Linked DNA regions of Mus musculus: region 2 is linked to region 1. A link is a contact called in ENCODE Hi-C or POLR2A ChIA-PET data. All regions are on one chromosome and are shown on one strand. The core of a region is the stretch at or near the end of the contact, and the rest is flanking DNA. Distances in the headings are between cores, read along the strand shown. Region 1 holds the start of 1110002J07Rik (RIKEN cDNA 1110002J07 gene). Region 2 holds the start of Egr2 (early growth response 2).

Region 1 (6,207 bases), core at 3,314-5,813:
TTAAAAAATAAAATAAAATACAACAAAAGATCCATTCATTGGCTGCCTGCGCTTGGTGGTCCTTTCTGTCAGGTGCGAAGCAGCCTGTCACAGCCTGCCAATCAATCTACCTGGTATATTTATTCTACAGTCTTTCTCTCTTCACTCCTAATCTCAGTGCTGTTATTATCTATCTTCCACATGAATACTTCTCAAAGGTCCGTTTGATTATTAGCGTCTCCGGGCTGGCCTCAAACTCACAATGTAGCCGTAGATGACCTCGAGCTTCCGGTCTTCCTGACTCCACTTCCGGAAGGCTGAGATCATGGGAATGCGCCGCCACACCCAGCTGGTCAGATCGCTCCTCAAATTTTGATGTCCCCAGGGCTCTTCCGTGAATCTTAAAATGGTGCAGGTTCTGACTCACTTGGGTGGGAGACACCGCTAGAGTTCTGTGTCTGTAAGATGCTGGACCACGCCAGTAATGCTGGTCCGTGAAGCCGGCCTTCAGTGGGAAGGCTGTGTGAGCGGCTTATGGATGCTCAGCTTTTATGAATTCTCTTCCTCTCTCCTCTGGTGTCAGAGTTCTTTAGCTAAGAATCCACTTAGCCCTTAAGTGAATAGAGGAGCTGAACATACTCCTGCCCCCGGGGATAGGTGCTAATTGTTTTCAGTCAATTAGTTATTCAACAGTATTTCAGAATCTTAAAACCTAAACTTCTAGCCAGTAGAGTAGGTAGGTATTCAACGCTCAAATAAATGTCGGAACAGCTGTGAGCAATAGATAAGTGAGTGGAACTCACTTAATTCTGGCTTGATTCAGAAGTTCTCTCTGATATTACACTTATCCGAATGTTAGAGACCCAATTTTAACTGACATTTTTCCTAAAACCAGGAGAGTCATCGTTCCAATAAAGTTGGTCCTAATGAAGACGGGCAGAGGAAGAGAATGGGGGCATTAAGAACATTGGGAGGTGTTTCTCTGCCTGTCTGGAGATCAGACCCACAACCTCACGAATTGTAGGCAGTGTTGTTCTTAACTGATGAGTCAAGTGTCCAGTGTATCAAATGGGAATGCCTTATATCGTCCCCAGGCCTTTTTCCTCGGGTTCAGTATAAGTGTCTTCACAGGTCGCCTGGGTCAAAAAGAGCCAGGGGAGGACCACAGACTTACATTCGAGTGACAGCTCACCAGTCCTGGTAACACCAGTTCCAGGAGATCTGGCCCCTTCCAGCCTCTGCAGGCACCAAGCACACATGTGGTACACAGACATGTATGCAGGTAGACACCTGTACACATCAAATAAAAGACGATATGTAGTTTTAAAGGCCCAGCGTCAGGAAGTATTGTGTGGCACCCTATGGGATAGGTTTGAAAACAGGCTTTATTGTAGAAGTTTAGGAAACAAATGTCACTAGACAAGAAGTCTTCTATAATCTAGCTTGTTCCATAATCTGAGGCAAGGTCTCTACTGGAATATGGCGAACTGTGTTCCAGGGGTAGGGTTTGGCCTTTCTTCACACTCCTTCTGGGGAGAGTGTGAGAAACAGTTTATCGCTGCTGACTCTAGACAGACATTAGGGTACCAGACAGTCTGAGCCAAGTGTTAATTGTTTTGGAGGAGTTGTCTGGGAAAGGAAGATTTCCAGCTCTCAAGATTTGAATTTGGGGGCTTGAGGAGAATTGGGGTTTATCTGGTTGGGGTGGAGAAAACCTGCCAGTCCTGTAGGAGGTTCAACTGGACAATAGGACAATAGGCTTGTTCATCCATCCGGAGTGAACTCCAGACTTCTGCAGACCTTTCGTTTGCCGTACACACTAACTTAAATCCCTTGACCTTGTCGGTTGCTTAAGATTCTCCACGTGTCTCGGCTTTGCCTCTAGGATGGAATCCAGGGGGTTCGTTTTCCAGAACAATCACCATCTCGTCTGATGTGACCCCTCAATCTAGCTCCTGTCACTCCCTATGTTATCCTGTGCACCCCAGCTGTTCCAGAGGACCCTCTGTGCTCCAAACACGCCCTGCACTGTCCCATCTCAGTATCCGGAGGAGTCATACGTCTTCCGGGATGCATCTTGCTACGAGTCTGCCCGCTCCATTTCTGCCATCACCAAAGCCTGCCCATCTTTTAAGTTTGAGCTCAACAGTTACTGCCCCCACCCCCCACCCCCTCCCAGAAACATTCCCAGATAGTTAATCCACACAGCCCTCTGAATTCAGCACACTTGCTAACGTGTGCTTATCACTTCACTAAGCAACATAGCCACCGTTTCCCCTTCGCTGCCAGCTTCCTGGAAGTCTTTCTTGTCCTTACAGCTTCAGCACTACTGGGTCACCCTCCACAGGGACTCTAGGTCACTGACCCCACTGTGGCATCCTGCCCTGTTTCCTATATCAGGAAAGATGCTTAAGACCCAGGCTTATTGAACGCCTGTAGACCTTTGCCTGATGATAAGGGATTCGAAAGGCAGCTTTGGGGAGCTGGAGAGATGGCTCCGTGGTTAAGAAGAACTCTTGCCAAAGACCAAAGTTCATTTCCTAGCACCCATGTCTGGAGGCTCACAACTGCCTGGCACTCTTCTGGTCTCTGCTGGCACCTTCGTGTATGTACTCTAACCTGTGTGTGCTCATGAGACACACACACACACAAATCCTTTAAAGACGGACTTGTTACAGTCTGTCAGATTTCTGGAGGCTTATACTCAAGCAGGAGAGGGACTCATACAACTGGGGCAAAAGCCAGATCTTTCAGATCATCTCACTGAGGGTCAATGGGAACGTTTACCCGGAGAAATCACTCACTGCATGGCGAGATAATCTCGGGTGTGTGGAAGAGATGGCAGGATCTTTTTTCAAAACAGATTTTCCTCTTCTTTGACCTTTTCTCGGGATGATTGTACTGTTGTTAACTTTATTACTGGAGCTTAATGTCCAAGAAAGCAGGAAACACTTCTGGAAACAGCTGTGAATGTGGCCATTCATTGATTTTTTTTTTGTCCCCATCATTAGGGCCTTCGGAGAGGGATTTCAGTTTTCAGGGCTAGGGCGCCTGTGTTCTCCTTAGAAGTACTAATGACAGGCACTTAAATTAGACCACACAGAGTTAAGGGAAATGATTCAATCCTCCATTTTCATCAGACCAGCGACTGGAGCCATCTACCTTGACCTCTCCAAGGGGTTCCAGAACAACTGTGTAATTCCCAGAAAGATAAGAGGAGGCAGGTCACTCGGTGGTTCTGAAGTCTCCCCTGTAATCCCAGGGCACACCTCAAGGCAGGAGGATGCCAAAGTACGCGGGGCAAGTTGGGTGTGAGCGGAGACGGGGGCCTTAATGGAGGGCCTGGCACTGTGACAGTGTGCAGGCCCAGTCTGGCCTGTGCGGCAGCTGCACAAGTTTTCCGGGACCGCAGCCAGCTGGTGGCTCATGGCAATGGTTTCTGGGTCCTGGCTCTGTCCCAAAACAGGCTGGAGCTCCTTAGTGTGATCCGGCCATGGCTTTGTTCTGACTCCAAGATGAAGTTTGGCTCCTGAACCAGAAAGGGGAAGGCAGGTCCATGCCCCCTTAACCCACGCTCTCCTTCCAACCAATCTGATACAGGGGACCGAGGGCGGGAGCAGAGTTAAAAGTCTAATGCTATGCAGGGTGGTTCCGCCCCCTTTGGGTCTCCTCAGCGCACCTCGACGCTAACCTTTGAACACTGAGCGCCAGCTGAGACTGAGGTCACTAAGTGCTTCAGTCTAAGGCAGAAGTCTAGAAGGTCCAGGAACACTTGGAGGTGACCCCAAACTGAGTTGCAACAATGCACGCCTTGGTTTTGCAAGACATATGATCTCCCAAATCAGGGTCTCTGAAACAGGCTACCCGGAAATCCACAGAGCTCTCAAAACAAGGTGACTCCTAATCTCCATCTCACGTTCGGTGACCATTTCCAACGGTGATGTTCCTTGACACGAAGGCTTCACTTTAAGGCATCTTTAGGACGTTTTGGTATCTGTATTGATTAGATTAGGCCATCTAAGGCAAGGCAGAAGGAGCTTGTAGACAAAGCTCCTAGACGAGACTCCAGCCTCCCGCGGCAGCTTGCTGTCCCAGCCCCTCCCATCTGGGGCTCTGAAATCGGCTTGTAAAATATAGGCTTTATTTGTAGGCTTCTCCCTCTAGTTTCAGGCTAATTCTCCTAGATTGAGAGTAACACAATAAAAGCAAGAAATTTTGTTTTGCTTGTTTGTTTGGAGTGCTTTCCTCCCCCCCCCCCCAACTCTTTTTTTGGAAACTGCAACCTCGGATCCCCACAGAGGCTGGGGGGGGGGGGGGGAGGAGTTAAGAACATCAATCAGTTTCGCAGCTGGAGGCTGAGGCTTTCCTCAGGGAAGACTTTTTACATAAAACAGATTGTACTTTGTCCTTGCCAGGGCAGACAAAGGTTTAAATTAAATATGCAGCAAGCTCCAGTTGGCTGCCTGCCACCACCCCGAGGTAGGGGGAAGGGAGACCGTGTCCCCCGCTCGCCTGACTCACTCAGTGTTTTTTTTTTTTTTTTTTTTTTCCCCTTCCCATTTCTGTTACTTCAGTGGAAGGCGCCTGCAGTCTTGGGTTGGGTTTTTCTGTAAATGCACTCTGTGAGAGATACGCAGCCTTCTGGGACCTTGGCTTCCTCTTCCATGCAAAGAGGGAGGTGACCTTTGAAGGTCTCTTCCGTATTTAACCTTTTCCGTTTTCTCTGATCTCGGTGGCAGGGATTTTCAGCAAATGCCCTAACCCTCTCTGTAGGGGGCTCACGTTCACCATTTCCAGGGTGAGTTCATCTCTGTGTAACTCGTCCTTACCTGGAGTGACTGGGTGTGTGATCTATTCTCACCATTCCTGGGGTGATCTCATCGATGTGTGATGCATCTTCACCATTCCTGGAGTAACCTCATCCATGTGAGATACATCCTTATCATTTCTGGGGTAACCTCATCTATATGTGATCTACCCTCCATTCCTGGGGTGACCTCATCTGTGTGGCACACAATGTGATTATAAAAAGACAAAGAGGTATAAGAACATGTTCTATGGGGGTGTGGTGAGGGGGGGGTGCCTCAGTGGGCCCATGCCAATGCATCCTTTCTCCCTGAAGGACCAGCCACATTCTATACTATTATATTGTATAGAATAGAATTTATTCAGGGCATGGGGAGAGGAGTTAAGTGGATAGTAGAGGCAGAGAAAGGCAGAGAGAGAGAGAGAGAGAGAGCAGAGAAGTAGAGGCCGGCCATGACCACAGGGAGAGAGGGAGAAGGGAAGGGGGAAGGGAAGAGCCCAAGAGGGCACGAGAGAAGCAAGCCGGGAAGGAGTAAGAGAGGGAGGAGGGGGCAAGCAGCCCCTTTTGTAGTGGGCCAGGCCTACCTGGCTGTTGCCAGGTAATTGTAAGATGGAATTTAGACAGAGTGCTAACCGTACACATCTTCACCATTCTGGGGATGATTTATGGATGGAAAAAAAGAGAAAGAAATGGGAGGAGCTCAGGATGTTCTTAGGTATGGTGGAGGAGAAGGTTTGTGACAGACATAAGAGAGAATACAGAATATGGACAAAAAGAGGCATCTGGGAGAGTGCAGAGTGAACATTGCCAGACTGAGCTGGACTATGTGGAGAGAGAGAGGCAGGGAAAGCAAGAAAGGAGACACTAACAAAGAGGGGTAGCCTGGGCTAAGAGATAATGTAACCGAAATGGCTGAATTGTATAGGAGCCAGAGAGGCTGGGGGAAGGGAAAACCCAGTCCAGCCTCGTGGCTGGAGAAGTTTAGGGTATGGGGTGGAGTATGCCAGCCAGGAGGACCCTGGAATGGGTAGAGACTCAGGGATGGTGGGAAAACTTGGTGGCCAGGGTCAGCTTTGATATGGTAATAGTAACCTCTGTTAGCTGTTTGTCTTGGGTTTGAGACCTAACAGTTTGATTTATATGTGATCCATCCTCACCATTCCAGGCATGACTTCCTCACCTCATCTATGTGTGATCCATCCTTGACATTCCTGGGGTGACTGGGTGTGTGAAGGTCTAACTCCACCTCCACCCCACCCCCACTCCAGACCTCTTGGACCAGCCAGCCATATTATCAGGGGACGTAATTAATGACATTTGACCTTGCATCCCAGTTGGAAAGCATTCATGCCTTACCTTCATCCTTCATCAAACAGCTCAAGCCAGTTGCTACTAGAGTTGAGGGTCCCTAGGGTGGAGTA
Region 2 (6,518 bases), core at 2,406-4,905, 620 kb before region 1:
CAGCGGAGGAAGGAGTCTAGGGTTCCCTTCCCTCCCAACATCCTCGGCCAAGCCGGACACCCGCGCATCCCTGTCTTAGCCTAAGACTAAGAGGCTGCGCTTCTAGGAAGGCGCGGGGGCTGAGGAAGACGACTTTACACAGCATCGCCAAGGAACCGGCGCACACCGGTGCCAGCGCGGGCCTCCCTAGGCATTCTCCTTGCCGCTTCTCGCTGTTACTTGCCCTGCTCCGCCGCCTCGGCTTGTTAACCCTGTTCACTTTGGGGCGATGCGCAAGTTGGGTGGTGCCTCCCAGCCACCCCAGAAGGACAACGCGCTCGGGAGATCCTCCGGGAGTGGGCTCTGCCCAGAGAGCGCTGCCCGCGCGCTCCCTAAGCGCTCCCCTGACACTGAGCTCTCCAGACGCGCAGCTCTAACCCGACTGATGAACTTTCCCATCTCTTTGACCCTAGCCCAGTAGCGCAGAGTCCGGCTGATGGACCTGCTTCAAGGACCAGGAGATGATGCTTCAACCCTGCGCCTAGCCAAAGCTGGGCGCGCCCGGAGCTACAGGCATGCGGGTGGCTTTTGGTGACCAGGTGCATCTGCTGGCGCGCACGGCCAGGCAGCCCTAGTCTATCTTTTTCCGCTCCCCCTGCGCCTACTTCCAGTCTTCAGAGCCAGTGTGGTCAGCGCCGTCCACCTCAAGTCCCCATTCTCCCCTCCAAGCCCCCCCACACCCACCGCTCCCCACCCACAAGCTCCGAAGAAGACACGCGGCTTACCTCCCGCCACTCCGTTCATCTGGTCAAAGGGGCCTCCCAGTTCACCATTGGGGAAGATGGTCACCGACGAGGCGGCGAGGTCTTCCACCGGGTAGAGGCTGTCAGGCAGCTGGTGCATAAAACCACTGAGAGTTACTGGGATTTTGTCTACGGCCTTGGCGGTCATCATTTGCTCCTCGCACAACCTGGAGACCCAACTCCCTCGCTACCTGGAGCGCCAGAGAAGCCGTTTTTTTTGGAGAGGGGTTGAACTGAGCCTAGGATGGTATCTCCTTTTGCCCTCCACACTTAGAAAAGACCACCACAACACATCCACACACACCAAAAAAAAGAAAAAAATTAACAGAAATAAAACTAGCAACCAAGTTGTTGGCTTCTTAAAGAAAAAAAAAAGTCTATCCGTCACTGACTCTCTCCTGCCTGTGATCCGGCTGTTGGGGAGCCAGGAGTTGCTGGTGTAGTGTTATTATAACAGTCAGTGTGTCCCCTCGCCCAGCTATTAATCAATCGCTGCTCTCTCAGACGGAAAGTGTTAGGCTCGGAGTATTTATGGGCAGGTCTTCAATACCCGTGACGTCGCTGCCCATATATGGACTGAGGAACAGGGCTGGGCCTGGCAGCTTTTGCCGTCACATGGCCAATTTGCATACGGGCTTGGCTGCGCGGGCTCCGCTGAGCTCGCCAGGAACGATTTGCAGCCGGTGGACAACCACCCGGGTCTGGGGCTCTCGGCCCCTGCCTGCAGCGGGGACTCCGGACTGCAGAGTTCAGCGGGAAGAAGGCGCGAGCACCGACCCTAGCGCGGCCGCCGTGAGTTCACCCACGGCGGCCGCGCTGGTAGCTCTGTCTCTTGGGGCGGGGAGGAATTCCGGTTCTCCGAGACTTTCCAAAAAAGGAGAAGATCCGGTAGTGGCGGCTCCGCCTCCCCGGCCCTTGTTTGGGAGCCATTCCGGAAAATTAAACTTCGGAAAGAAAACCGAGCGCTGCCGAGACACTACAGTCAAACCCCTCCTTCACTTTCTTGGCAGCTCAAAACCGCAAGCAAAAGAAAAAAAGAGAGAGAGAGACAGAGAAAAAAAGAGAGAGAGAAAAAAATTACCCGCACTCACGGAAGCTGACTGCCTTTTTCTGAATTACACGGTGGAAAGTAGTGTCTGGTGATAAGAGTAAATGCGGTCTTGCTTTTTTGGAAAGTCTGTGCTATTTATACAGGAGTGAAAACGGAACAGGTCTGGGCTGTTTGTTTGTTTAAGTATTTTTAGGTAACTTGAGGGTAGGGGTTAGGGTAGAGAATGGAGCAGAAGGGCTGCGGGAGCTTCGGGGAGAAAGATCCTCGGCCGGAGGCGCCCCCTCCCTCTGCCCGCGCTCTCCCCGCCCCCTCCCCTCCAGCTGCTGCTCAGAGCGGGCGCCCTTCCCGGCGTGTCTGGGCGGTCCGCTGCGTGGGGGCGACCAGATGGAGGCTTGGACACTCACCCTGCCCGATGCGCATACACACACACACACACACACACACACACACACACACACACCACGCTCGCTCCACTTCCGCTACACACTCTCCCTCCTCCGCTGCCCTCTTACAAACCCACTCAACACACCTTACGCTACACACTACACACCTCCTCCCTCTTGACAGCGCGCGTGTGTGCGCCTGCCTGCCTGGCGACAGTCAGGATATCCTAGGAAGACACTGCCTTCATCTTCACAACTCACCAACCCCCCGCACCCCCCCCACGGGGAGGGGTGCATCCTACCACCCGCGCCTAAGGTCTACCCCAGGAATAGCCCCCCCCCCACGCCCTTGCTTAGAGCTTCCTCTGCGCTGAGTGACAACAAATGGCACAGTTTCTGGTAGCCATGGCCCCCACACGTGTTTTCCCCGGCAAATAAATAAGTCAATAAATAAACAAGCCCTTCCAGGAGAAAGCTTCCTGCTAAATGACCAAAAACTTTTAAGAGAGCTAAAACTGCTGGCCCTCCGGACACTCGGTTCCCACCTTCCCCACGCGCCCAGCCCTCTTCCGATGCGCTCTGGCTACTGCAGGGTACCCAAGCCCGAGGCTCCGGGATCTACGTAGCCTGGGATAGCAGACGCAAGCTGGGAAACTGCCCTGCCCTTCTCAGCTTCAAAGTCCCGCAGAAAAGGGATTCAGACCGGGCTAGGCTGTTCTCTTTCTTGACCCACGCTACCCGGAGCAGCGAGGATCCCCAGCGGGCAGGAGCCACGGCGCCACGCCGTGGAGGGAGCGCGGCGCTGCAGGCGCTCTCCCGCCCATCACCTGCGATGCCCGCGGCCGCAGCGCGCCGGCTCCTGCCCTATTGGAGTACGGTGGTCAGGGGAGCCCCAGTGCCACCAGGAGCCGGCTTGTCGCCGCTCTCTGAGCAGCGCTGTTCTCCTCGTGCCAACCGTGAAAGTTGTTCTCCCGGGAATGGTCCTCGCCATTACTTCAAACGCCCAAAAGCATTATCTGGGAAAGTTTCTCGATCGTGCTCTGCGCGCGATCTCCTTTCCAATTGGGGATCAAATTCAAAGGGGACAGGAGAGAACGCTCAGCGAAACCTCTGTGGGTATCCCACCCTCTTAAAAACCCTGCAAAGCCCTGTTTCGAAGGGAGAGGGGGGAGAAAAGGAAGAAATAGTGGTGCTCTTACCACGTGCGCCAGCCCGCTCCGCCTGCGCTCCGGCCAGTCCCGCGGCCCCCGCGCTGACCACAGGCAAGACGACGCCTCGGTGGGGAGCCCGACTCTCATCTCCAGCCTGGGTAGGGAAGAAATGGGGGGTCGGGTTATGCAAATAGAGGTCCCGGCGGTGGGACTCAGGTTACGGGTCCCCCACCAGCCCCAGAGGTGAAGCACCCACCCGCGCGGGAGGCGCGGGCCCTGGCGACTGCTGGCGCTTCGCTGCCGTCGGTGCACGTGGGCGGGAGGATTGCAGCAGCCGCCCCTCTCCCCCGCGCTGTCGCCAACCCCGCAGGCTGCCGCCTCGCGCCGCCCCGAGGGGGAGCTCCCGGGCGGCGGAGAGAATGGGGAGCAGGGAAGCCAGCCCAGGGCAAGACGCCCGATGATGGTAGAACTGACTGGAGCGCGGGAAGCTGGCGGATTGCCGCTACCAACCTTCGCAGAGGAGGACAGTGGGGGTAAGAGAAGTGGTTCCATACCATCAAGGAGTCTAGAAAGGGGGAGAGGGGTGGGGGGGAACCCTGTGGAAGCTGAGCCTTCCAAGAACTCTCTCACCTACCCTTAAGAGCTTCGCTGGACCCAGCTATGGCTAAACATGGGGGAGGGGAGGCAGGTGCTAATAGAGGCTAGCTGCCCCGAGGCAGGCCAGGCTCTGAAGGATGCCCGGGGCCAGTCCCTCTCTCAGCCTTTCCAGAACATCGGAGGAGAACCAGTCTTTGATAGCCTTACTTACCCCCCCATACCCCACTTTCTTCCTCCCCCCTTTAAAAAAAAAGTACAAACCTTTAAATGTAGTCAGCGTAGATAATGGAACAAAATCAAGAGCACATATTTCAAGCCAGCCCCAGCGAGCTTAGACAGATAAGTTCAGGAAAGCTAAAAGAACTTGCCTAAAGTCTCGCAGCTGGTGATTGGTGGTCCAGTTCAAATCTGCTGCCCGGTCTTCAGGATCCAAGTCCCTTGCCCTGGTCACTATGCGGGGTGCTCAGAAAGCCTGGCTCACCCCATTAGGGAAGAACACGCCGACTTCATCAATTTCATCTTGCTTTGGCATTTCAGAGGAAAGTGAAGCTGAGGTGGTAGTAGAGGGTGGCTACAAGGCAAGAGAGAGGGGGCTGTTACAGACAGACCCCTTCAGGGAGAGGGAGAATTCCAATGTAGCGACTCTGCAGACCTGTTCCAGGGAAGGAATGACCAAGCATATTAATGCTGCTGTCTTAAGAGAACCCAACCCCATGGTATCCTTCCTGGAGGCAAGGAGGGGTAAGAGGAAGGCAGGGGGTGTGATTCTGTTCTACGGAGAGGAAGAACCCTGAGATGTGGGAGTGGAATACCAAGGTGAGACCAGGATTCCCTACTTTGGAGCATTTGAACTGTTAGTGTTTAGATAAAAATGCAACAAACAAATGACGAGAGAGAGAGAGAGAGAGAGAGAGAGAGAGAGAGAGAGAGAGAGAGAGAGTTGTCACTACATGTGAATAAGACACTCCAAAAGATATCAAGTCAGGAACAATTTGCTGCCAGACTCATTTGCTTTTTCCAGAGGAGGTCAAAAAAAACCCAGGAGATTCCTTTGATGCAGGCTGCCTGGGATGAGGGTAAAGTAGCACTGTGGGCAGTTGGGAGATGGCTAGAAGGTCCTAAGGAATGCCTTGTCAGGGTGGTTTTGGACTTTCTTTCGGTCGGTCTCGTAGCTGTTCTACAAAGTGTGTTAACAGGATGATGGTTACTCAAGAGACACGTCAAATGATTTACCACATGCATTTTGATGTGCCAAGAAACGTGTTTGGATATCTTCACATGTGATGTCATTTTCCTCCCACCTGCGACTGCTGGTGGAGAATGGGAGATGCAGCCAAGGTTAGCATCCCCCTTAACCATAGACGCAAGCAAGGACCAGATCTGCAATTCTGATGGCACAAAGCACGTGGCCTTTAAAAACCAGACAAATGCTAACTGACAAATAGCTCCCCACACCTAGTATCTCAGGACAAACTTGAGGACCTATGGGTTTTAGCTGAGCTCATGCTATGCCTGACAGAGCTGTGGAGCCAAAGTTAATGACATCCCAGTGGCATAGATAATATGGACAAGACCCTTAGGACCATATTTCAGAGATGTATCAGTACTGGTTCAAGCAGTGGATGGGCAGAGTCTTAAAACTATTTCTTGATGATCAACCGTGATTCCAGCATGTGCTACACTCTGAGGGATATGATGGTACCTAGACCCAGGTCCAGCTCCGAATCCCACCGAGTTTGTCCAGCACATCACTCAAAGGCACCATCACGGTGGCTGTGTTTGCTCCCAACAAAACAAAATATCCAGCTGAGGACCTCACCTGTCACAGATCTGAAGGACATGCAAGGATTGGGGGTGGGGGGGTATGATCTCTGGAAAGAAGGTTTCGGGGAGAATGTAGGTATAGGACGGGCCTTGGGGCAGGAGAAAGCAAGGTACATTTGTGAAGAGAAAGTCCAGTGTGGGTAGAGATTTCCAGATCATCTTCCATGCCTGGCATTGGGGCCAAGGAGAGCAAATACAGGCAACGGTCTTGTGAGCATCCTAAAAGGCTTCAATCCTGGAATGAAGTACATTCCTCGGCGGTCAATAAGAAAACGAGAGTGTGAGCTTTGTCCCGTATAAAATGAAAGCATGCGTCAGGGCAGCAGAGAGACATCCTGTCAAACGTACAGATCACTTTACTAAACCTGGCTTTTGAAAACCAGATGAGCAGGCAAATGGCTGTTAACTATTTGCACGATTACTTCAACCCAGGCCCAATTCAACAGATGTTAAGTCTGGTGATAAGAGCTTAAAACCAACGCCTCCTTTCCAAATTTGCTTTGAGCTTCTGTATTGAGTGTATTATGTATGATCACATGAGAAATGAAGGTCATTACAACTGGGAAACCCACCCATGTCTATTTTACTAGCCTGTTTATATTGCCAGGTTGTGGGAAATAATTCTTTTTTCTCTTCCGACTAATGTCGAATTCGCGAAACTTTTGGTTTCATGTTCACAAAAGGGTCAGGCAGGGCATCTCTGCCAAAGCAATTGTCTCATAACATCTAA

Evidence for each region. A loop is a pair of places that touch in the nucleus more often than their neighbours do. ChIA-PET counts read pairs that join two places held with the same protein, here RNA polymerase II (POLR2A).
Region 2: a map of T-helper 17 cell shows a loop between it and region 1 (2.4-fold over the local background). The contact joins the promoter of Egr2 here to the promoter of 1110002J07Rik in region 1. A Hi-C loop is called at or near these places in 2 of 37 maps with a recorded cell type or tissue (Patski and T-helper 17 cell). POLR2A ChIA-PET finds 5 or more read pairs at or near these places in 1 of 5 experiments (embryonic stem cell).

Annotation. Positions count from the first base shown.
Region 1 is chr10:66,918,740-66,924,946 of GRCm38, reverse strand. It overlaps 1110002J07Rik (RIKEN cDNA 1110002J07 gene), which reads left to right and starts at 4,563. Exons shown (of 5, transcript NR_138561.1): 1 at 4,563-4,777.
Region 2 is chr10:67,532,636-67,539,153 of GRCm38, reverse strand. Egr2 (early growth response 2) reads right to left here and starts at 3,655. Exons shown (of 4, transcript NM_001373983.1): 1 at 3,624-3,655; 2 at 3,416-3,521; 3 at 765-873. The coding sequence starts at 3,514. It overlaps Gm32255 (a long non-coding RNA gene), which reads left to right and starts at 2,974. Exons shown (of 4, transcript XR_380523.3): 1 at 2,974-3,900.